Regions from separate parts of the Mus musculus genome. Here regions 1 and 3 are each linked to region 2. The links are chromatin loops, found by intact Hi-C in ENCODE. Cell type or tissue: heart. All regions are shown on one strand. Region 1 has its middle 5.1 kb from the start of Psma5. Region 2 has its middle 9.9 kb from the start of Gm40122. Region 3 has its middle 11 kb from the start of Sypl2.

What was found. Hi-C counts contacts between places; a loop is a spot of excess contacts. Peaks named below come from ENCODE experiments on the same cell type or tissue, not always from the same donor. Only the 100,000 strongest peaks of a DNase experiment are listed, where the experiment ranks them.
Region 1: a loop joins it to region 2, with 2.4 times the contacts of the local background. A loop is called at or near these places in 16 of 42 quality-filtered maps.
Region 3: a loop joins it to region 2, with 5 times the contacts of the local background. A loop is called at or near these places in 6 of 42 quality-filtered maps.

The regions. Positions count from the first base shown.
Region 1 is chr3:108,247,864-108,255,863 of GRCm38, forward strand. No RefSeq gene overlaps it. Among named protein-coding and RNA genes, the nearest start is that of Psma5, 5.1 kb to the right of the region's middle. In heart, no CTCF peak of the experiment used is centred here; no DNase peak of the experiment used is centred here.
Region 2 is chr3:108,161,551-108,169,550 of GRCm38, forward strand. No RefSeq gene overlaps it. Among named protein-coding and RNA genes, the nearest start is that of Gm40122, 9.9 kb to the right of the region's middle. In heart, a CTCF peak has its summit at 4,998 (motif pointing right); DNase peaks (open chromatin) are centred at 3,381, 4,221, 5,081, 5,551 and 2 weaker places; H3K4me3 peaks cover 334 bases; H3K27ac peaks cover 785 bases; H3K27me3 peaks cover 1,989 bases.
Region 3 is chr3:108,233,672-108,241,671 of GRCm38, forward strand. It overlaps the pseudogene Gm12501. Among named protein-coding and RNA genes, the nearest start is that of Sypl2, 11 kb to the left of the region's middle. In heart, a CTCF peak has its summit at 4,225 (motif pointing left); no DNase peak of the experiment used is centred here; H3K27me3 peaks cover 340 bases.

The DNA.
Region 1 (8,000 bases), 86 kb after region 2:
ACGGAAACTTCTAGAGCAAAGTTGGCAAAGTATTAACTATAACAATTGATCTCAGAGGACACAACTGTTCTTCTGTCTGTGGCCCGCCCTTCTTTCTCTCTCTCTCTCTCTCTCTCTCTCTCTCTCTCTCTCTCTCTCTCTCTTTCTTTCTCTCTCTTTCTTTCTTTTTCCTTCTTTCTTTTTTCTTTCTCTCTCTCTCTCTTTTCCTTCTTTCTTTTTTTTTGAGTTTTTTTGTTTGTTTGGTTTTTGGTTTTTTGGTTGATTTTTGTTGTTGTTGTTTGTTTTGGTTTGGTTTTTAGAGACAGGGTTTCTCTGTATAGCCCTAGTTGTACTAAAGACCAGGTTGGCCTTGAACTCACAGAGATCCTCCTGCTTCTGCCTACCAAATGCTGGGATTGAAGGCATGTGCCACCACTGCCCAACATGTGTGACCCACCCTAGATTCCCCTCATCCTTAGTATCACCTCAGCAGGTCTTGATGAAGTAGGTGGTGATATGATCCAAATCTTAACAAATCCAATCTTCTCTGCTCAGATTTTTTTCTACGTGTTCCCTAAGTTACAATGGGCCATAGGAATAATTGGAGGCCTTTCAATGTATCACCTGGGCTTTGAGCAGGCCTATGTGCTCATACTGCTCAGAGTCAATTACTTCTGTTGTGATACTGGTGCCTCTTTTTACTAACTGGTCTCTGGACTTAAGAAGTTTAGAATGGCCCAGCACTGGGAACAAGCACTCACTGCTTGTAGCTCAACTGGATACTTGCCGTGTTTCCTAATTAGGAGGAGGACTGGTCCTGCCAATCCCAGATTTGAGATATTGAAAATAGTGGGTCACTGTTAGGAAAGGTAAGTCCAGTCTTTGGTCAGCAGGCATGTCTCCATGTCTCAGTGGGATCATAATATGTATTACACATCCCAAATTCTTTCAGAGTTACCTCTGAGCAGCCCTTCACTTTGACCATAATAAAATCACTCTAGCTCACTATGAGGCAAGGCTCCTGCATCGTGTAGCACTATCAGTGGATTCCATGGGCCCAACTCTTGTATCACAGCTTTTTTATTCTAAAGCAAAAATCTGCTTCACAGTATCGTATGCTTGTGGATTGTGTATGCCATAAGTTCCAAATATACCAAGAGTTACAGCAACAGTTCTTCGAAGATCTGTGAGTAGGAAAAGAGAATCAATACTCAGAACAGGTGTACCACTGTGAGAAGGGACCACTGTCCCCTCCAGAATAAAAGGCAACCCACTATAGTCAACTGGTCAGTAATATGGCCAGGTGATCTTCATGAGGAGTAATGCCATACTAGGGCCCAGAGGTATTCCAACGTCACTAAGTTTTCATTACTCTAACAAATGCCTATGAGAGGTTAACCCAGATGTTGGCCATCTTAAATGTTTAGTGAAGCATACATTAATCTACTTCGGGCCTCTTTCCTGTCTTTGTGCCTGCCTACCAAGACAGCCCCTCAAGAGATAAAAGGAGAAGGAGAGGAAAAGATAGAGGATGAGGAAATAATTGCCTCATATTGTTGTGTCCGGCCAGCAGATCACAACATGGGTCACAGGAGCTGACAAACCCTTAAAGCTGTAGTCCACAAGATTGAGACCCAAGAGAAGCAGTGTCTAATTGACTCCTGTCTAAAAACAAGAACTGGGAGGATCAATGGCTTAAGTCTGAGTCTGAAAGCGGGAAATCCTGAGAATCAAGAAGAGCTGATGTTTCAGTTCAAACCTAAAGGCAGATTCTCACCTTAAGCAGCCAGGTCATGGCTCCCTCTTATCAGCCTTTTTGTTCTAGTCAGGTTTTCTACTGATGGGGGTGGTGGGGAGGTTCATCACAGAGGGAAGGCAAAGTACGGTACTGGGTCTACCAATTCAGATGTTAATCTTATTCAGAAACACCCTCACTGACACTCCTCGAATAGTATTTGATTGTATATCTGGGAACTCAATGGCCCAGTCACACACAACAGTAGGCACCACAAATTTCGAAGTTCATCTTTTCACACCTCTGATGCCTTCCGTATAAACACTCCTGGAATATATGGCCAAAGTGGGGATGAATCTCTAATAGACAGTAGGATAACTTGGACATTTCTACTTTGTTTCTCTGGCCAGATCTTGCTGGTCTTTCAGGGAACTGGATCTCATAGAATCTGGTGAGTGAACAGTACCATCTGGTCTCCAGTACATGGACAGTGGAGTGACACCACTCCCATAATTATGCATGGGTTCCAGCTCTGTCAGGGGTTCCCCAGTTACTGGCCTAGGACAGCAGAGAACTTAGTGATACTGATGTTCCTCTTACCAGGACATTTTTAGTGGCCTTGATAAATAGGTATCTTTTGGACTCTTCTATAAAACAATGATCTAGTCTTATGTAAATACTAATTCCTGCACAGCAAACCCTCCTATGTTTCTATTTATTCCTTTGTTAAGTATTAGGGTATCTTAGTTAGGGTTTCATTGCTGTGAATAGACACCATGACCAAGGCAACTCTTATAAGGACAACATTTAATTGGGGCTGGCTTACAGGTTCAGAGGTTCAGTCCACTATAATCAAACCAGGTACATGGCAGCATCCAGGCAGTCATGGTGCAGGAGGAGCTGAGAGTTCTACATCTTCATCTGAAAACTGCTAGCAGAGTATTTGCTTCCAGGCAGCTAGGATGAAGGCCTTAGGCCCACAGCCACAATGACACACCTACTCCATCAAGGCTATACCTTCTAATTGTGCCACTCCCTGGGCAGAGCATATACAAACCATCACATGGGGCAACTCAAAAATATTTCTACTTTGATCATAATTTCTCTGGGCTTCTATGACAAATCTACTAGAGACTTTCATTCCCTGGCCCTTGTTAGGGTATTAAATCCTATGTCTGAAAAAATGCTCCCAAGTCAATGAATCTTGATTGTCAAGTTTTAATTTCCAGCCTTTTTGATCAAACGACCTCAAAATTTTGGAATATTTCCTTGTTTTCTGCACATTAGTTAACTCACCTAGTTCTTTGGTAGAAAATCTCCTGTATCAGCTCCCAGCTGGGTTTTACTTGTGTTTGGCTATTAATCTGGCAGCCAGGAGAGGAGGGAGGGACAACTCCTGTGGTTTTATTTGTGGGAGAGTGACTCTGTAGTCATCCTTACGACAGTTGTTTTAGAGAGGCAGACAATTTCTGCCATCTTTGGAAGTATACAGGGACCTGTAGAGCAAGTATCCATAAGGTTGTTCACCTAGGCATCCTAGCCATTGTTTCAGGGTCTCTGGCTTTTTCAAATAGGGGTCTAACCTGCCTTAGCTTCAGATTATATGTCTGAAGCTCTGTGACTATCATGTCTTGAGTCTGAGGCTCATCTGTCTAAGCTCTTCAATTACAAGGATAAAATCTCTTTTATCCTTAAGAGCTACTTAAGAGTTTCTCAGTAACCTGGAGGGAGTAGGGACTCTAAAGGAAGACCAACAGTCAACTAACCCCTTGTGGGCTCCCAGAGACTGAACCACCAACCAAAGAGTGCATACAGGGGCTGGAGCTAGACCCCCCTCATATATGGAACAGATGTGTAGCTTGATCTTTATGACCAACTGGAGTGGGGGGTAGGGGGCTACCCTGACTCTGTTGTCTGCTTGTGGATCCTGTTTCCTGAACTGGGCTGCCTTGTGTGGCTTCAGTGGGAGAGGATGTGCCTTGTCCTGCAGTGGCTTGAGGTGCCAGGGTGGGTTGGTATCAGGGGTGGGGCATAGGGGGTGCATTCCCCTTTTCAAAGGTGAAGAGGAGGGGTAGTTGGAGGGGTCCTGTGAAGGGGGTACAGGGAGAGGGGCTGCACTCGAGATGGAAAGTGGAGAAATAATTTAATAGGAAGAGTTCCTCAGTCCTTCAAACTTGGTCATTCACCAAAGGAGATTAGTTTTTCCATTACTCCTCTTCAGAGCCTGGTTAGCAGTAGCCAGACAACCCCACTGTCCTTATACCTGCCAATGTATTTCACATTCCTGGAATATACTTACAAGGGCTTTCCCTCTACTGGAATATTCTCCAAGTGAGTTACTTGTGCTAGGGACCACTTATCTTCCAATGCTGCTTAGCATGGTGTCCCCTTTACCCAGCAGGAGAAAAACAGACATTCAACTTAAATTTTTTTTTTATTAATTTACTTATTTACATCTCAATCATAGTTCCCCACCCCTTCCTCCCAGTACCTTTCTCATTCGCCTCAACATAAAACCATCCCACAGGCTGCCATTTTTGTTTGTTTATTGACAATGTCCTTTACCTTACAGAAGCTTTTTAGTTTCATGAGGTCTCATTTATTAATTGTTGCTCTTCATGTCTGAGCTGTAGATGTTCTGTTCAGGAAGTTGTTTTGTGTGCCAATGCATTCAAAGCTATCTCCCACTTTCTCCTTTATGAGATTCAGTGTTTCTGGTTTTATGTTGAGGTCTTTTATCCACTTGGGCTTGAGTTTTGTACAAGATGATAACAAGGATCTATGCATTTTTCTATGTGAAGACATCCAGTTATACCAGCACCATTTGTTGAAGATGCTTTTTGTCCATCGTATAGTTGGCTTCTTTGTCAAAAAATCAAGTGTCTGTAGGTGTGTGGAATTATTTCTGGGTCTTTGATTTGATCCCATTGGTCAATCTGGCTATTTTTATGCAAATACCATGCAGTTTTTATTACCATTGCTCTGTAGTACAATTTGAAATGAGGGATGGTGATATCTCCAGAAGTTCTTTTATTGTGCAGGACTGCTTTAGCTATCCTGGGATTTTTGTGTCTCCATATGAAATTGAGCATTGTTCTTTCAAGGTCTGTAAAAAATTGTGTTGGAATTCTAATGGGAATTCCATTGACTTTGTAGATTGCTTTTAGTAAGATGGCCATTTTTATTATTGTTGGGGTTCAGGAGTCACCCCACAAACCACACAAACACTGATCTTAGTCAGACAGGCTGTTTTAAAAGCTCTATATCAAAAAACAACCACATCTGAGGCACTGAAGGCTAGGGTTAAATTTGGAGGACTCAGTTCAGTTCATAACAACTCCTCTTACATATACTGTGGAGAATATATGTTCAAGGTAAAGGGAAGAGAACAGAAAATGCAAGATCCTGCAGACCATGATCCAAGTCTGATTTGTATGAAAGAAGCAATGGTGGTTTGTCTTCAGCCAATGACCTCAAAATCATGGAGCCACAAGTTTGTGTGAGTTCTCCTGCTACACTCAGTCATCATCGAGGAGTGTCAATGACTATTTCTGAAGAAATTTGCAATAATCAAAGCTAAATAAAACTCCCAATGTCCTTGCATTAAAGCAGTTATTTTTAAATATTCCTACAAAATGATTGAGGTTAAAAAAAATTCTCATATAGGGAGGCAGCCAAATTTAAAATGTCTTATTATGTAAATAACAAATCGTAGCTAGAGATAAATGTGGACAGATGGATTTGCAGAACATAATATTTAAGAAGAGCAAAGAGATTTCAATTGATTTGAAATCACTTTAAAAAATCCCTCCATGTTTCCTGCATTTTGCCCAGAAATATCTGACACCAAGTGATCCTGTGTTGTTAACAAATAACTGGTTTTTCTCTAATATTTACTGAGCAATCAGCTTCAGAAAAGTATGTACTTTCAGTGGAATGACAAGGCTTCTAGTCTGTACTTGGAACAGTGCCATGCTTTACTGTAACAGTGTAGATCTTAGACTGTATCTTCAAGTGGGAACTTAAAGGTTCTTTGGAAAGTCAATGGATGGTGTTTTGCTGGGGCAAACATGTGAAGGAAACATTTAGCTGAAGCAGACACAGGGAAAAGGATGTTTTGCTAAAGCAAGCATGTGAAAGGACACGTGAGGAAGGATTCTTTGCTAACACCATACATGTATTGGTCTGCCTTACATTGTGTGGTTGAGCTGCATTTGTCAGAACTCCATAGAAAGAAAATACACCAAAAAACTTCTGGTGGTGTGCTGCAGTTTCTTGCCGAGTTTCCTCAGACTTGGGCTGATTGGCAGTGATGTCAGCTGAGACAGATGCAAGTGCTGAGGCAAGACCAAGGAGGACACCTGATGTTTAGAGGGATATAAATAGGACTTGATGGACAGTGAAGGAGGCTGAACTTCTCCTGGTGTCCCTCAGGGTCCTTCCTGCTGCCTTGTGCTGAGGTTTCGCTGTTCCTAATAAGTAGTGCCACCGCTACTGATTTGTGTTTGCTATCCTGACTCTACTGAACTGGACTGCTGGTGTATCCCTCAAGTGTTTTCAAGTGTATTGAGCTGCCGCTGCTAATCTGTGAACTGAACTGCTGATTTCCAGACAACACAGATGGGAATCGCTCCACAGGACCTTTCTAAACAGATCCACTTCCCCCATATCCTTTCTTTCACACTACCTCTGTGGGTGGTGGGCTAAAAGGGAGGTTATAGCGTTTAAGAACCATCATTAAAAAGGCAACTTGGGGAAGAAAGGGTTTATTTGGTTTATACTTCCAGGTAATAATCGATCACTGAGAGAAGTCAGGACAGAAACTTAAGCAAGTAGAAGCAGAATCATATGAAGAATGCAGCTTGCTGGCTCGCTCACTCTCAAGCTCAAGCTTGGCCAGCTCTATTACATAGTGTTCTACAGACATAGCTATGGGCCAGTTTGATTTAGACAATTCTTCAGCGGAGGGTCGTCTTCCCTGGAGACTATAGGCTGTGTCAAGTAGACAAGGAAGTGTGTGTAGAGGTCAGAGGAAAATCTGCAAGAGTTGGTTCTCTCCTTTAACCATGTAGGTCCTGGGGATGGAACTCAGATTGTCAGGACGGTGGTAGGTGCCTTTTACCACCAGACCATCATATTCCTGGTCTCCGTGACTGTAGGTTTTAGCCAATAAGAAAGTAAGGATACAAACCAAACTTCTACATCGTAAAAGTTATTTTGCCAGGCCTTCCTTGGATTCACATATATACCATCACTCCATACAACATTCAGACCTGGAGACCCATGGTTCAGGACCCAGGATCCAGACTTGACCCTCGGCTTTTCTGTTACTCATCAATGAGAACCTTTCCCATTCCATCTACCTTCTTCTGGCTCCTTCATTACTTTCCTGGGAAGGACATCTGGCTCAACTGTCCACGAGGGAGTCATTTATTGAATTATAGGCAAGACATTCTGTGATGTGCTACAGTAGAAAAACGATGTGACTATGTGTGTGAGAGCACATACAGCTTCTGTGACATCCCTGTCCTCCTCGATTACCTCCCACTTTATTTTTTTGATATACAGTCTCTCACTGAACTCAGAGGTTGAAAGAAAATAAGCTTTCCTTTTTTTTTTTTTAACCCACAATCAGCTAGAGTTACATTTGGTGTTGCCTACCTATAACCCCAGAATTTGGGAGGCTGAGACAGGAAAATGGCCTGGAGTTCTAGGACAACCTAAGCTACATGGTTTCAAGGCGGAGTAGGCTAAAAGTAAGTACTTTCACTAAAAGCAAAACAGAGAACTAGCTTTCCCTTTCAGACAAATATGGCTCATTACACGGCCTCTCCCTCCCTCCTATTCCTTCTCCTTCATGAAGGTATAATTGACAAACAGTAGTTGCTTACATTTACATTATAAAAAATGATGTTTAAAAATATTACTTTTGAGACAGGGTCTCTCTACATAGCCCTGGCTAGCCTGGAACTCACTTGGTATACCAGGCTGGTCTTGAACTTAGAGATTCCCTGCCTCCTGAGTGCTGGGATTAAAGGAACTATCACACCCAACCCAGAATGGTATTTTTAAAAAGACTTTTCAATGTGTGTGTGTGTGTGTGTGTGTGTTTGTGTGTGTGTGTTATGTGTGACACATATATAGGGGCCAGCAGAGAGCAGAAAAAGGCAGTGGATCCCCTAGAGCTAGAATAAAGGGTAGTTATGTGCAGCCTGACTAGGACGCTGAGAACCAAATGTGGGCATCTAGAAGGGAATCAGGTGCTAAGCTATCTCTCCAGCCACCA
Region 2 (8,000 bases):
TGCAGCCTTACATCTCCATGCTCAATTCTGTGGGTTATTCTTGGAAGAGTCCATTAGTTTCCGACCACAGTGGCCATGCTGTGCTGTAGGAGATTAGAAACTCCTTCTGGGAGTGATGCTGACTGTAAGTGATGGAAGGAAGCTGAGGAGGAGTTGGTGGTTCAGGAGAAAGGCACAGGCTTAGCAAATCATGGAGAACGCTGAGTGCAAAAACATATCAGGGGGGCTGGAGAGATGGCTCAGTGGTTTCTGCTCTTCCAGCAGTCCTGAGTTCAATTCCCAGCAACTACATGGTGGCTCATAACCATCTATGCTGGACTCTGATGTCCTCTTCTGGCATGCAGGTGTATATGCAGATAGAGCACTCATATGCATAATACATACATATATATGTACACACACATATCAAGTCTGGGCAATGATGGTACATACCTTTAGTCCCAGCACTCTGGAGGCAGAGGCAGGTGAATTTCTGTGAGTTTGGAGCCAGCCAGGTCCACAGAGCAAGTTCCACAACACCAGGGCTACAAAGAGAAATCCTGTCTCAAAAAACCAAAAACAAAACAAAAAAACCCAGAACCTTTGCATGCTGCCTCATTCGCTGCCTTGAGTTCACATGAGCATTGACTCTGTTATGTAGATCTTGATTCCTTGGGGTCCTCCATCCTCTCTCGTTCTTACATTCTTTCTGCTCCCAGGATTCCCTGAGTCCCGAGGGAAGAGATTTGATGGAGACTTCTGTTGCGGGCTGAGTATTTCAAGGTACCTCACTCTCTGTATATTGTCTGGCTGTGTGTCTCTGAATTTGTTCCTATAACCTTCTCTGATGATGGCTAAGTAAGGCACTGATCTATGAGCAGAGCAAAATGTCACTGGGAGTTGTTTGCTACATTCTTTTAATAGAGCAGTAGCACTTGGCTTTACCTTAGGCCCCTAAGCTATCTAGTCTCAGGTTCTTGGTTCCCCCAAACAGTGTCAGGTGTGGGTTGGCTATCTCCAATTGATAATTACTTGCAAATGAAAATTTAATTTCCTCTAAGGGAGTCTCCCTGGGGGAACAAACTACTCTGGCTGTGTGTCCAGCAGTACTGGCCAGCAGAGAACAAATTCAGCGGCAGCTTTGGTGGTCCCTTGTTCCATAATGTAATGTCAGAGATTTTTGTTTCTTAAACTTCTCCGTCTCTCTGTCTCTTCCTCTCACTCTACAGGTCCTTTGCGTATCTTCTGTGGCTACCAGTTTGGTGTTTTTAAGGGATTCCTGAGTGTGTAAGTGGGTCTCCACATCTGTATCTATTTTTTATGAGTTTTCTTGGACTCATTCCTTTAGTTTGTTTGTTTTGTCCTATTCTGATGTGTTTGATTATATTGTATTATATTATATTGTATTATATATATATAGTACATAGTGTTTTCTAATGAGAGACAGAAAGGGGATAGAACCAGATGAAGGGATGTGGGGATGAACTGGGAGGAGTAGAGGGAAGGGAAACTGTAATCAGGATGAATTGTATTAAAAACAAACGTATTTTCAATAAAGGAAAAAAATATCAGGAACCCTGAATGGATATACACCCTTGTAATCTTAGCACTCAAGAGGCTGAGGCAGGAGGATCATGAATTCAAGGTTAGCTTATGCTACATTTGAGACTGTCTCAAAGAAAGGAAAGATCTGAGACAATGGCTCGGGTTAAAGCGCTTATGGTGCAGGCAAGAGGATGTGAGCCTGATCCCCAGAATTCACGTAAAGATAGCAATAGTGATAGCAGGTGCATGCAACTCTAGTACAGGGAGGCAGAGACAGGGTCCCCAGGGCTTTTTGGAGCAGCTAGTCTAGCCTAAAGGGTAAGTTCTTATGAGAGACCCTGTCTCAAAAGAGATGTAAGGCGTTTCCAAAGATGACACCCACACTTGCTCTGTGGCCTCCACATGGGTGCACAGACATATGCACATGCCCTAGTCATCATGACCACTCACACACAGATACAGGGACATGCACACAAACACACACACACACAGAGAGAGAGAGAGAGAGAGAGAGAGAGAGAGAGAAAGAGAGAGAGAGAGGCAGAGAAGGAAGGAAGAAGGAAGGAAGGAAGGAAGGAAGGAAGGAAGGAAGGAAGATGAAGAAAAGAAATTATCAAGATGTCCATCTTGAGTCGTTCACTTGACAGGAAAATAATTTGCATGTAGGAAAGAAGGGAGAATAGAAGGGAGAATAGACAGGCAGCTCTATGGGGTTGCAGGGGTCTTGTGAGCCTGGCTGAGGGGTCACACTTGGACATCAACACAGCAAAATGTTGTGGTCAGGGAAACCAGGGTCTATCCCCAGTGATCTTTGAGAGTCAACAGTTAAATATGACTGAACCTACAAGTTCCAGAGAAAAGGGAGCTAAACTAAACACTTTGGCTTTTCCTTGTGTTTTGAGACCAGAGAGAGGAGCATAAAGTGTGTATGTCATGAAGGAGCTAGGATGTAGGACCGATGGAAAAGGAAGGCCAGAGGGAACACAGAGAACCGGCCAGGCCAGAGGGGAGCAGACACGGAGATCAATGCTCCTCTGATTTCCAGTGGAGTCTTTAGAACTTAGGCCAGGTAACTGTGTGCAGGCTGCGTGTCTGATCTTTGGGGAGGAAATGAAAAGGGACAGAGGAGCAGTTTGGATACCAGAAACCCCCCCATTTAGGTTCCTGACGTCCTAAAACGCTGCCCAGGCTGACCCATGGGGGTGTGGCACCCAAGGCCAGCTTCCGATGCCCAACTGAAGACCAACTTTAGCCTTGGCCTATGAACAAAGAGCTGGGCTGATTTCCCCTCTGGAAAGAACCAAACCAGCCCTGGGTGTCATCTTGGAGCCACTTCTGCTCTATGTCTCTGGGGGAAAACTGTTCAAGTGTCTTGTGGTTAGCCCAACCCAACCAGGCCCAAGTGTGCACAAGGGAAAGCTAATTCTTTCCTCTCCAAGCTGGCCACCACCTCATGGTCTTTCTCCTTAGCAACTCTTCGTTCGTCCTAGTTCTCTCCCTGTACTTCTGGAATACCCACGATCAGAAAGAACCATGCCTTACTTGGCTCTCATGCCCATCTGACCACACTCCGAGACCGTTAACTCTGATCGGCTCCTTTGGGATTGAGAGATGTCTTGTGAGTGCCCCCTCAGAGTGCGTGATAAAGAGTGCTATGTAGAATCTGTCTTTCTTACAGTTTGGCTTTTAGGAATAATCTAGAGAGCGTCTACAGCTTCATACTGAGGCAGGGGGACCCTGGATAAGAAGGCTCAAGATGGGAAAAGAGAACCAACCAATCTGAGAGGTTTCAGGGCCCTCCGCCTGCACTGGTACATTTTAGCCACAGGAGGGCAGTGTTGGCCACAGAGCTCTGAAGAGTTACTGCAGTGTCTTGCTACACAGCTTCTCTTTGCCAACCCCACACCTGCTTTCTTTATCCTGGGGGCTTGTGGTCTCTTGGGCACCTTTCCACATGGCTGCAGTCTCGGCTGTGAAGGGTGGGCAGGAGGGACAGATCTCCCAAGAGAAAAGGCTGTGGCGGGTTTGATGAACTGATGTCCCCGCAGCTCCCCTGTGTGGACAGGTTAGCTTCCGTAAGCCTCGGCTTCTGATGAATAGTTGAATCGAGACTGCTGGCCGGGGAATGTCGTTTCCTGTGTGCATTTTGATCTGAGCCAACAGCTATGGTCTTTGGGTAGCTCCTGGCGGGCTCCATCTGTGGCCCTGACGCTTCAAAGGCTCACTGCCTGGGCAGGTGGGATAGAAGATGAACGAAACTGGACACTTTGGTCTCTCCAAATGGGTCTCTTCTTGGAATCACAGCCAGACAGAAAGAGTGCCCAGGAGTCGGGGATGGCCCAAGAAAGGGATAAACATAATCAATTGGGTCTGATCGGTTTGTGTTTGAAGTTTCAAATGGTGCTAGGGCTGGCTGGCAATGTATACTCTTCAACCCAGGCTACCCCTAAAAACCACGGGGCCATATTGACTTGCTCTGAATTAGAGGCTGCAGAAATCCCAGGCCCCTCCCTCCAGAGCCTTCTTGGGGATCCTAAAATACCCCCTCCTCTTCTTCTGACTTTGCTCTCAGCTCCCCCAGTACTTAGAGAGCACAGCTCACTGGCCTGTTCAGCCCTCAAGGCAGCCCCGCCCACACACCCCTGCTCTTGCCTTGTGCCCTTCTGACCCCAACCATTCTCTTCCTGGTCCTGAAATTACACACCAGGCCCCTGGAGAGTCTCTGTGGCACCTCAGCTTCCCTAGTGGGGCATCTGATCCCACGCTTGGGGGCTGACCCTCCGAGCACAGAGCACAAGGCGTGGCCTGGTTCTTTTCCCTAAGCTTCCCGTTCTTTGGACTGACTGCCCCATTTTCTCGCCTTTTCTGCCTTTCTTATTTGGCTCTTTTGTTTCCCTCCTTCCTCCCTCCTCCTCTCTGGCTCCAGGCTTTGGGTCAGCTCTCCACTCTCCTCCTGTCTCTGCTTGAATGTACACCTTTTACTTCCTCCCCTGCACTGAGCACACTGAAGCGCTGGTCCCTGCCTCCCTGGATGAGGGAAGGAATAGCAGAGGGAGGCTGGGCCAGCGGCCAGACTTGCCTTTAGCCTCTGGCTTGGGTATCTGGGACCTGTGTCTGGGAGAGTCCTCGACAGAGCCTCAGGCCTATGGAGCTGGCGGGGACCAGGGTTGAAGACCACTGCACCAAGTGACTGCAAGCAGAGAATAGGATATGACAGCAAGCAAGGGGAAGCCATCTCTCTCTCTCTCTTTCTCTCTCTCTCTCTCTCTCTCTCTCTCACACACACACACACACACACGAGAGAGAGAGAGAGAGAGAGAGAGAGAAGGGGAGGGAGGGAGGGAGGGAGAGAGAGAGAGAGAGAGAGAGAGAGAGAGAGAGAGAGAGAGAGAGAGAGAGATTCTGTAGCCTCTACTTCTGCCTCCCTAGACAGAATTCTGGGCCAGAAACCCTCTCAATGGCCACTGGAGGGCCCTGTCTATTCCTCCAGGGTGCAGATGCAGGGGCCCAGGTGGCTGCCAGCAAAATGCAGCTGGGGACTGGAGTGGAAGCTGCACCCTCAGGAAACAGGCCACACTTTCACCCCAGCCAGTTCCCGGCCTAATTAGAGACCGGAACGGCATTGATCGTCCCTGGGCTCATTATGTCACAGCTGGGGAACAGCTGGCCAGTCTTTTCCAGGCCATTAGCTGCGCCATGAAGTGGAGAAAAGGCGGGGGGGGGGGGGGGGGGGGGGAGTGAGCGAGCAGGATCAATACCCTGTCTGTGTGTGGGGGAAACAGCTTGGTGGCTGCCTCCCCTGGCTCTCTGGGCTGTGTTTCTCTCAAAGGCTGCCTCCTGCGCACAAGCTTCGAGTTCACACGTGGAAACCCAGCTCTAACCATCTGGGAGCTTGGTGAGTGAGATAGACACACTTTGGGGCCAGTGCTGGCCCAGTTCTGGGGACCATTCCAACCTTCTCTCCCAGGGTAATGGGAGGGGAAAGACTCGTATTACCTACCCAGTCTCAAAGGGGACCTTAAAAGTCCAGGTCCTCTCCACTCCTGCAGCAAGATGACACCCAAGGCAGCTGCTTCTCTTGGCCCCTGGCCACTTCAGTGTGCCCCTGGGCTCAGTTGGGTTTGGTTTCCTGTGAGATGGGGAAATGACAGCTCTTCTGATCCTTAGGGAATAGGGGTGATGGAAGGAAGAGATGACAGCTCTCCCCTGCCCCCCACACCCCGTCCCTGGCCTGAGGCTCAGCTGGGTGACACCTGAGGCAAGCTACCTGACCCCAGGAGTTCGAGGGAGCCCAGAATTGCTTAGTAAACTGACTCTTTACTTTCAGAGTTTTAAAGTGTCAAACCTGGGGTGGGGGTGGGGGGAAACCTCTGAAAAATCATGGGCTTCTCTCTCATTTGATTTAGTGAGAGATGGTGAGGCTGAGTGTTGAGCTCTGCCGTGCCTGCCTGAGTCGTCTTCTGTCAGATGCTCCTTCCGGGCCTCAGCCACCCCTCGCAAGCATCCCACATTGAGTTTTCACGGAGCCCTGAGGTCTCCCAGGCTCATGTCCTCGAGTTTCTGGCAGAGGTGGGAGAGGAGTGTTCGCTTTTGCCCTTCTTCCCACACAGCACGGCCATGAGAAACCGCGAGAGTCCCTAGGCCTCTCAGAGCCCCAGCTGCTGCAGTGCCAGACAGCGGTTCTGCCCCTGTGAACAGAGGCCAGCTACATACAACCTCCTCTGCTCTCCGGACTGCTAGGACAGCCCCTGCAGAGTCCGTCGTGAATGAAGCACAGACAGGCAGACAGACAGACAGACAGTGGTCTGAATTCTAGACTTGAACTCTATCCAGCTGAGTTCCAGCCCTTAGAAACCAGTACTTGGCTCTAAGTAGAAGCACATGGAAGGGAAGGGCACTGGGAATGTGTGTTACAGATGAGGAGGCTGTGTCCCTGGGAAGAGGCTTTGCTCAAGGTGAGATCTTCTCCACCAAATCAGAAAACACCCCCTACCCTCATCCCCACCCCTACCCTTGCTCCCAGTCCCCAACCTCTGCTCAGGGCTCTTAGAACAGTGATGAGATCTAGGACTGTCACGGGCATGTTGGTTACACCACCAGAGTCATCTATCAGATGAACTTCAGTAATGGAAAGGAGCAGTGACTACCTAAGAGGCTTAGCAGAGACCACTGGGCTCCACTCTGTCTGACGGTGAGCCATCTGTCTGTCTGCAGTCAAGCAGTGCTCAGGGCAGACAGAGTCTGGGGATAACTTTACCTCAGCTAAACTCCCTCTAGCCAGGCACACAGGAATAGACTAGAAACCAGGGTTGCTCTTCCTTCTAACATTGGGAGAGAAGGGGTTGTCTACAGGAGATAGATGCTGACATAGCAACAGGACCAGGGAGCAGGGAGCACGTAAGTGGGGCTTCCTGGGGCCACTGGCATCTTTGTTTCCTGTGTGCACAGGATGCTAATCTCTGTTTTCTTCTCTTGGACTCAGAACAGGGAGGGAAGGAGTGACAGCCTCAGCATCAGGGACTTAGATGTTGAATCCCTGTGGTTCAAGCTGGAATATGAGGGCTGGGGAGCAAGGGATGGCTGGAGCAGCTGGAGCAGGAGCCCCAGAACAGGGTATTTCAGGGACTAAGATCTAGCAGTGGAAGTCTTGTGATTGAAAAACAGAGCGCTGAGAATCAAGGACACCAGAGAGAGCCCCCTCTCCAAGCAGAGAAGGGGTCCAGGAAGGGGAACAAAGGGAGACAAAGATGCCTGTGGGGAGGAACATGGCTAAAGTCCCCAGTTTGTTCCCTTGGTGGCCTATGGCAAATCCTAGGCCAGATCAGGGCAAGTTCTGATGTGTAAGAAGTCCGCCACCACGGCCTTGAGGCTTACATGAAGGAATGTGGGGGAAAGGCTTTTACAAGGGTTCAGACCTCAGCAGTGATTTTCATTCTGTCTGCCAGTGGGTGGGAGGCAGCATTAGAACCCTGCTTCCTTAGCTGTCAGAGTAGCTGGATCGTATACAACACTGTGTGCCCGAGGATTTCCGTCACACGGGACAAAAGCAGAGGGCTTTTCTTCTAGAAGGGACTACCCAGGCCACTCAAGCAGATGTTTATGAATCTGTAACGACATCCGTCAGTCCCCACAGCATCTCTGCTTACACAGAGAGCATCAGAAACCAAGACATGTGCACTTACACAGCTGCACACATGAACACAAATATACGCACCATTGCCAAGCTCTGGTGGCTGTACCAACAGCCACCTCTTTCTGGTGGCCAGGTGGCCTTAGTTTTCCATCCATAAGAGAGACCATCCCCATGAGAGTGACCACAAGGAGAGTCCCCGGGTGAGAAGCTGAGAGGCCTGGGGGGAGGGGCAGCGCAGCACTCACTGGCTGTAGCTTCCTGAGAGAAACAAAGTACTCTGTGATATGCCTGCTGCCACATTTCATGGCTCACAGAGTTCTGCCACATATATTTTTATGTTAAT
Region 3 (8,000 bases), 72 kb after region 2:
CAGACTTTGTAACATTTTTTAAAAAGTCAGTGAAGTTACTGCATGCGGATTCTCATTCCTCCCCCTCCCTCTCTCCTATGGCAGCCTCAAAGCTGCTTGCATCAAAACACCAAGTGAACTCATCGAAGTTCTGTCAATGCGGACTCTCAACTTAAACAAGCTTCAGCCAAGAAAGCGATGCATTGCCTCGTATAACTGAAGAATCCAAGCGTCTTCATCATGGCTGTGTCTAAGAGCTCAAATTACACCATCAGATCCCGATTCTCTGTCTCTGTGTGGCTCTCTGCCTATTTCTCTGCCTCTCTATTTTTGTCTTTCTCTTTCCACTTGGCTTTTCTCTGTGCTGGCCTCATTTCCCAGGATACCCTCCTCAGTGGCCCATATCAGTCTTGGCTTATATCTTTACCTGCTGTTCCCTGCACAGTGTTGAGGGATGAACCCAGGACTAGTAATCTATCTCTGAGCTATATCCACAGCCCTGGATACACTCGATTTACCTAGAGATCAAACCTAGGGTCTTGTATATTATTACCTCTTATTGGGACTACTACAGTAACGGCCATCTGGGCTCCCCAGTCATTCTTATATCCCTTTAGTCCTTTTTTACATATTAGCCATCGTGATTAGTGTGAATTTAATTTTACATTTATGTATATTTTACTTTATTTATTATTTATTCATTAAATTTTATTCATATATATTTATATTTGTGGGGACATGTATATGATAGGTATGTATTTGGAGGTCAGAGAAAAACTTTGTGGAGTTGTTTTTCTCCTCCCACTGTATAATTACCAGGCACCCAAGTCAGGTGGTCGGGCTTCTTGGCAAGAGCCTTTATCTGCTGAGCCACCTTGCTGGCCCTGTGTAGTGTGTGCTTTGAGACAGAGCCTTACCTGGTTGGCCTAAGAACTTGCTATGTAAGGCCTCATGGCATTCTCTCATCTCAGCCTCCCACCTGCTGAGATTCCCATGTTCAAGTCACAAAACCCATGAGGACCACCTGCCTGTCTGTTTTGTTGGGTTGGGATAGTCTCCTGTGGCTCAGTTGGATAGGTAGCTGAAGAGGACCTTGCACACCGGATCCTCTTGTGTTTACTTACTGATGTATACCACCACACCAAAAACATGATATTTTTAAAAAATGTGTGTGTGGATGCTTTCCCTGTATGTACGTCTGTGCATGTGTGCATTGTGTGTGCCCAGTGACCATGCATGCCGGTTCCCTGGAACTGGGGTTACAGATGGTTGTGAGTTCCCATATGTGCTGAAAACCCCACCCAGGTCACCTGTAAGAGAAGCCAGTGCTCTTCACTTTGGAGCCACCACTCTATCCCTGCTCCTGACTTATCTGATAATGACATTTTAAAGGAATTGTTATCTTGATATTATCTTACATAAAAAAAATCTTTCAACAAGACTCCTGAGATTTCAACCCAGTCTTTCCAGTTCATTCTGTGGTTTCCCCTTGGGTTTACCAGGCTACAGACACAACTGACCTCTCTACTTCCCCATCGTGTCGAGCTCCCCTGTGCCTGCCTCACAGCATCCATCTGTACAACTCCTTATTCTTTGAATGCTCAGTACCATTTTCCTATCTCCACTTAACTATGGAACAAGAGCTGCTCTGTGAGTATAGAGAAGGCTTCTCCTCTTCAGGAATTCATATATTTGTAACCTCTCCCCTGGAAAAAAAAAATTAGTACAGTATGAAAACTGCAATAGAAGTATCACCAGAGGGGGAAAATATTTATATTTCTGTGAGCCAGGAAAGGGAACAGAAGTAGAGGCAGGAGCATGTCCCAGGAGAGAGGCAAGAAACAGAAGAGATACAAACTCTGGGCATCCCTGGAGAATAGAGGAAGGAGGTGATGAATGACTGTGGTGATTGGAAAGAAAATGGCCCCATAGCCGAGCAGTGGTGGCACACGCCTTTAATCCCAGCACTTGGGAGGTAGAAGCAGGCGGATTTCTGAGTTTGAGGCCAGTCTCGTCTACAGAATGAGTTCCAGGACAGCCAGGGCTACACAGAGAAACCCTGTCTCGAAAAACCAAAAGAAAAAAGGAAAAGGAAAAAAGAAAATGGCCCCTTAGCCTCAGAGGGAGTGGCACTGTTAGGAGGTGTGGCCTTGTTAGAGGAAGTGTGTCACTGGGGGTGGGCTTTGAGAGTTCAAATGCTCAAGCCACCAGTGTGGCAATCTTTCTTCTTTGATGCCTGTGGAAGTAGAACTCTCAGCTCCTTCTCCAGTAATATGTTTGCCTGCATACCGCCATGCTCCTGCCATGATGATAATGGACTAAACCTCAGAAACTGTAAGCCAGCCCCAGTTAAATGTTGTCCTTTTTAAGAGTTGTCATAGTCATGGTGTCTCTTCACAGCAATAGAAACCCTAACTAAGACAATAGATGATTCCGTTAGAAATGGTTTGCATACTGTGGAAAGAGAGGTCTCTTTTTGCATAACATGCAAAGACAGGGGTCCCTCACAAAACAATTTTATGTAAAGAACAAATATAAACAGACATCAGTCAGAATGCTATTAAATTGCAGCAGTGGTGGGGGTTCAGGGATAGAGCACCAAAGTAGTCCAAGGAAGTGATCATAACTGAGCTGAGGTGGAGATTGTGGGAATGGAGAGGAGATGGCTAAGAAAAATTTGAGAGGTAGAGCAAGCAGAGCTTAGTTATGTGCAGCTCACTTCTAGTAGTCACATCCTGTATCCAGTAAGTGCATATGTAAGGTAAGCCCATGCTGTTATGAAGTTAGAAATAGAGCGGAAAATGCTGGGGTGCAAGGAAGGAGGATCATGAGTTCAAAGCCAGACTGAGCTACTTGGCAAGTCCTAGGCCAGTCTGGGCTACATAACAAGACCTTAACTCAAGAACCAAACAAAATTATATAGAGCAAAGTAGAAGTATAGCAAATGGAAGTTATTTTCGATAGGATGATTTGACAAGAGAAAGTGACACTTCAGTAGAGACTTAAATGAGGTGAGGAAATGAGCAGTGTGGATATTGGGAGGAAGGGTCCTCCCGGCAGAGTGAAGAGTCAGTACAGAGATCCAGCAATGAGCCTGCCCTGTGGCTGAGAACAAGTAAAACCATGGGAACTGAAGCCCAGAGACCAGGAGAGAAAGTCATAACATAGCAAGAGGCTGGGTCATGGAAGTGTGTGCTGGCTAGTGTTTTGTTGTTTGCTTTGCTTTTTGTTTTGTTTGTTTGTTTTGTTTTGTTTTGTTTTGTTTTTTTGTCAATTTGACATAGTCTGGGGTCATCTGAGAAGAGTGAACTTCAACTGAGAAAATAATAATGATTGATGTTGGAGAGCAAGCCAGCACTCCTGCATGGCTTCTGCTTCAATTCTTGCCTGGTCTTCCCTCCATGATAGACTACAACTATAAGCTAAAAGAAACCCTTTCCTCCCCAAGTTGCTTTTGCTCATGATGTTTTATCATAACAGTAGGAACCTGAGACAAACTGTGATGCAAACCATTAGAAAAAGTTTGAACAGAGGAATGGCACCTCTGTGTGTCCTGTAGACAGACTATCCTGGATGAATGGTAGAGAAGGTTTCCAGTGAGAAAGAAAGGCTATAGAAGACAGCTCAGTGGATAAAGAGCCTGCTGTAAAAGGCAAAGGCTTTAGTTTAGAATTCTAGAACCCACCTATAAGGCAGGTGCAATGGTTCATGTCTATACCTCCAGACCTGAAAGTAGACAGGAAATTCCTGAGGGGCCTCTGGCCAGCCAGTCCAGGAAAAAAAATGGCAAACTTCAGTGAAAGGCACTGTCTAAAACAAACAAACAAGCAAAAAACAGAGAGAGAGAGAGAGAGAGAGAGAGAGAGAGAGAGAGAGAGAGAGAGAGAGAGAGAGAGGAGAATGTGGAGAGTTCTGGGGCTGGAAAGGTTAAGAGCACTGGCTGCTATTCTAGAAGTCCTGAGTTCAATTCCCAGCAACCACATGGTGGCTCATAACCATCTGTAGTGAGATTTGGTGCCCTCTTCTGGTCTGGAGGCATACATGCAGGCAGAATGCTGTATACATAATAAATAAATCTAGAAGAAGAAGGGAGCAGGGTGCAAGGGGGAGGAGGAGGGAAAGAGGAAGAGGAGGAAGAAGGAGAAGAAGGACGACAACCAACAACAATGGCATTCTGAGAGACTGGAGAGATGGCTCAGCGGCAAGAGCACTGGCTGCTCTTTCAGAGGTCCTGAGTTCAGTTCCCAGCATTCAATTCCCACTTCCAGTGCCCTCTTCTGGCATGCAGTTGTACATGCAGGTAGCATACTCATTTGTAAAATAAATCTTAAAAACAAAAACAAAAATTATTTCTTTTTTTTATTATTATTATATATAAGTACACTGTCGCTGTCTTCAGACACTCCAGAAGAGGGAGTCAGATTTTGTTACGGATGGTTGTGAGCCACCATGTGGTTGCTGGGATTTGAACTCCGGACCTTCGGGAAGAGCAGTCGGGTGCTCTTACCCACTGAGCCATCTCACCAGCCCCCAAAAACTATTTCTTAAACAAAAAGAAGATATTCTGGCTTTACACACGTCTACACAGGTGAGTGCACCCACCTTCGCATGCATGCGCGCACACACACCTTTTCTTTAAAATAAGAAACCTAACTGAAGGGATGTTATGGCTCAGGTTGGACTCATGATGAGGGCAGTAGGAATAGAGACAAGAGCAGCTGTAGCATGGTGTCAGGAGCATGAGGTGGCTATTCACCTTGTGTCCATCGCCAGGAAACAAAGACAGATGACGGTTACTGCTCAGCCGCCTTTCCTTTCAGACTTACCATGAGGGTGTCTCCCAGGCCTTTCTAAATCCAGTCAACTTCACAATGACTAGTGAGCATCACCATCACTGAGGTAAGAGATGAGCAAGGGAAGAAGGTTTGAGCAGCAGGAGATCGGAGCTCAGGGTTTAAGAATACGTTATTTATTTATATATATTTTTGTGGGTGTACGTGTGTGTGCACCTACATGCAGATGCCTAAGGAAGCCAGCACCAGCTCCATCTGTCTCTGCTTCCTGTGAGAGAAAAGAACATTTGGATCCCCTGGAGCTGGAGTTACAGGAAGGTAGGAACCACCGAATGTAGGTGTTGGGTGTCTTTCCTCTGCAAAAGCAACAAGAGCTCTCAACTGCTGAGCCATCCCTCTAGACCCCAAAATTCAGTCTTGGAAATCTTGAGTTTGATATGCTCAGGATGACCATGAATAGTAAAGATGAGTGGAGTTTCAAGGGAAAGGCTGAGGTTGGAGACACACACTCTTAGAATCAATGACATATAAATGATTCTCTGTTAGGCAGGGTCTCAATGTGCAGTCCCAGATAGCCTTTTAAAAATCACTTTGTATGCAAGGTGGCCTCATACTTGCAGAAATCCACCTGCCTCTGCCTCTTAAGTACCAGAATTAAAACTATGTGCCACCACACCTACCTTATTTTCATTGATTTATTTTTGAGATGGGTATACATGTATATAGCCCTGGCTAGTCTGGAACTTTCTATGTATATCAGGCTGGCCTTGAACTCACAGATATCTACCTGTCTCTGCCTCCCAAGTGCTGGCACTAAGGGCATATACTACCACTCTTGGTTTGTTGCTATTTTTTTTCCTTGTGCAAATATAAAGAGGTTTATTCACTTGTTACTGGGTATAAAACATAACATATAAAAAGCCACCTTCTCTCTCTTTAGTGTGAACATCTTGTGCTATCTGTGGCCACCTCAGGCTTCTCACCATCATCAGCATAGTCTGCAAGGCCACACAGCACACAGGCCAAAGCACTGCAGCCCCAGCAGGTGTATACACACTGCCCACACAGGGCCCGCTCACACTGGCTGCAGACCGCCTTCCCATCCACAGATCTTATGCATGACGAACAAGCGATGGGCGCTGTCCTGGGAAGGCCACCTTCTGAGGCCTGAGCTTGGCACCGTGTCAGTCGGCTATCAGATCCAATCAACATCTGTCCTCTCGCAGTTTGAGGGGCTCCCACCACACCAGACTTCAGTGACTCCCGCAGGTGGTTCACGGAACAAATCTTCGCTCGATATGTGATCTCTATAGGCCCGAACCCCTTGGAAAAGGAGCTGCTTGGTTCTTTCGAAGACCTCGTGTGAGTAGCGCTCGGCGAACACACCGTGGCTCAGCATTTTCAGGCCCACGTGGCCTTTGAGTTGGAGCGGGGCTGCGTCTGCAAACGGGCAGCTCCACTTGGGCATGGCAGCGGGTACCAGACACAGCCCTCAGCAGCGCGCAGCGCGTAGAGCACACGTCACGGCGCCCTCGGACCGCGGCGGAGCGGTTTGTTGCTATTTTTAATCGTGTGTATTTGTATGTCTCTGTGTGTGGCCACACACACGTGGGGGCAGGTGACCCAGAAGTCAAGAAGACGACACTGGATCCCTCGGAGCTGGAGCTTCAGGACATTATAAGTCGCTGGACAGGGGTCCTAGAACCAAACGGATCTTCTGCGAGAGCGTACTCTTAACTACTGCATCATCTCTCAATCACCTATAAATGATATTTTTCTGGAAAATAAACATAAAAATTAAGTATTGGGCTGGAGAGATGAATGGCTCATTGATTAAAAGTACTGGCTGCTTTTGCAGAGAACCCAGGTTCAGTTCTCAGCATGGAACTTGAGGCTCACGATCATCTGTAACTCCAGTTCCAGGGCATCTGATGCTCTCTTTGGACCTCCACAACCACCAAGCACATGTGTGGTGCAAACAATCATCACACACACATAAGTACACATAAATAAAGCTTTAAAAAAATAAGTGTTAGTTCAAGAGCAGAAGACTAGAACATTCCAAATTCTTAAAAGTTAAGGGAAAGCCGGGCGTGGTGGCGCACGCCTTTAATCCCAGCACTTGGGAGGCAGAGGCAGGCGGATTTCTGAGTTCGAGGCCAGCCTGGTCTACAAAGTGAGTTCCAGGACAGCCAGGGCTACACAGAGAAACCCTGTCTCGAAAAACCAAAAAAAAAAAAAAAAAAAAAAAAAAAAAAAAAAAAAAAGTTAAGGGAAAAGTCGGGATCTAATGAAGAATTTGGGAAAGAATGGCTAGTAAGATGAGGAGAAAATCAAAGGACAAAGACAAGGAGGTCGTTTAAGAAAGACGTGGCCATCACACCAGCTGTTGTTTATGTCAAGAAAGTGAGAACGGGGTAGACAGCATGAAGACAACTTGTGACCTGGACGAGAACAATCAACACAGCAGAAAGGAAGGGAGGCATTCACTATGTGAAGGGAAGCAGAGAAACCACCCTGTGCAAACTGGCACAGCGGTCGGTCGGTCGCAGGCCACCAAGGGAGGGAGGGCTTGAGCAAGGAGGGAGGAAATGCTGCTGATGTGAGAGGAGGGCCAGTGTGAAAGAGAAGTCCTCAAGCAGGTGCATGCTCCGCAGACAGGGAGAGGTTGCAAGCATAGGTTCTGCACAAGACAAAGCCTACATGCGAATGGATTAAACCATTTAGAGAGAATGTATAAAACATGGAAACTAAGGACAGATTTTTGAAAGTTTAAAAAAAAATTTTTTAATGGTTAGGAGTAAGGGGCAAAGGTGGAGGACAAAAAACTTAAAGAAACATCTATTTTCCAGATTTTTAATGCCTGTGCCACAAGACATATTGTCGTCCATTCTGTCCCTCCTCCACCCTGCAAAGCCTTCCCTCCCCTGGATTTCATCTCCATCTGTCATAGTGCTTTATATATATCTTTATTAGCACTTACCCCATTGCATTTATGTATCTACTTCTGCAAACAAGATCCTCCTCCCATCCCTCCCTAAGACCCATGTTCGCCAATGATTCTAAAAGTGCTTACCATAATTAAGTGCTGACCATAGATGTGCTCAATAAAAGATGCTTGGGAATGGGAGCTGTGGAGCACAGAGTAATATACAAGCATCACAAAGTGTGAATATGTCTTTTATGTCTTTCTAAAAGCAGGGTATATGTTGGAAAGAATTCACCAGT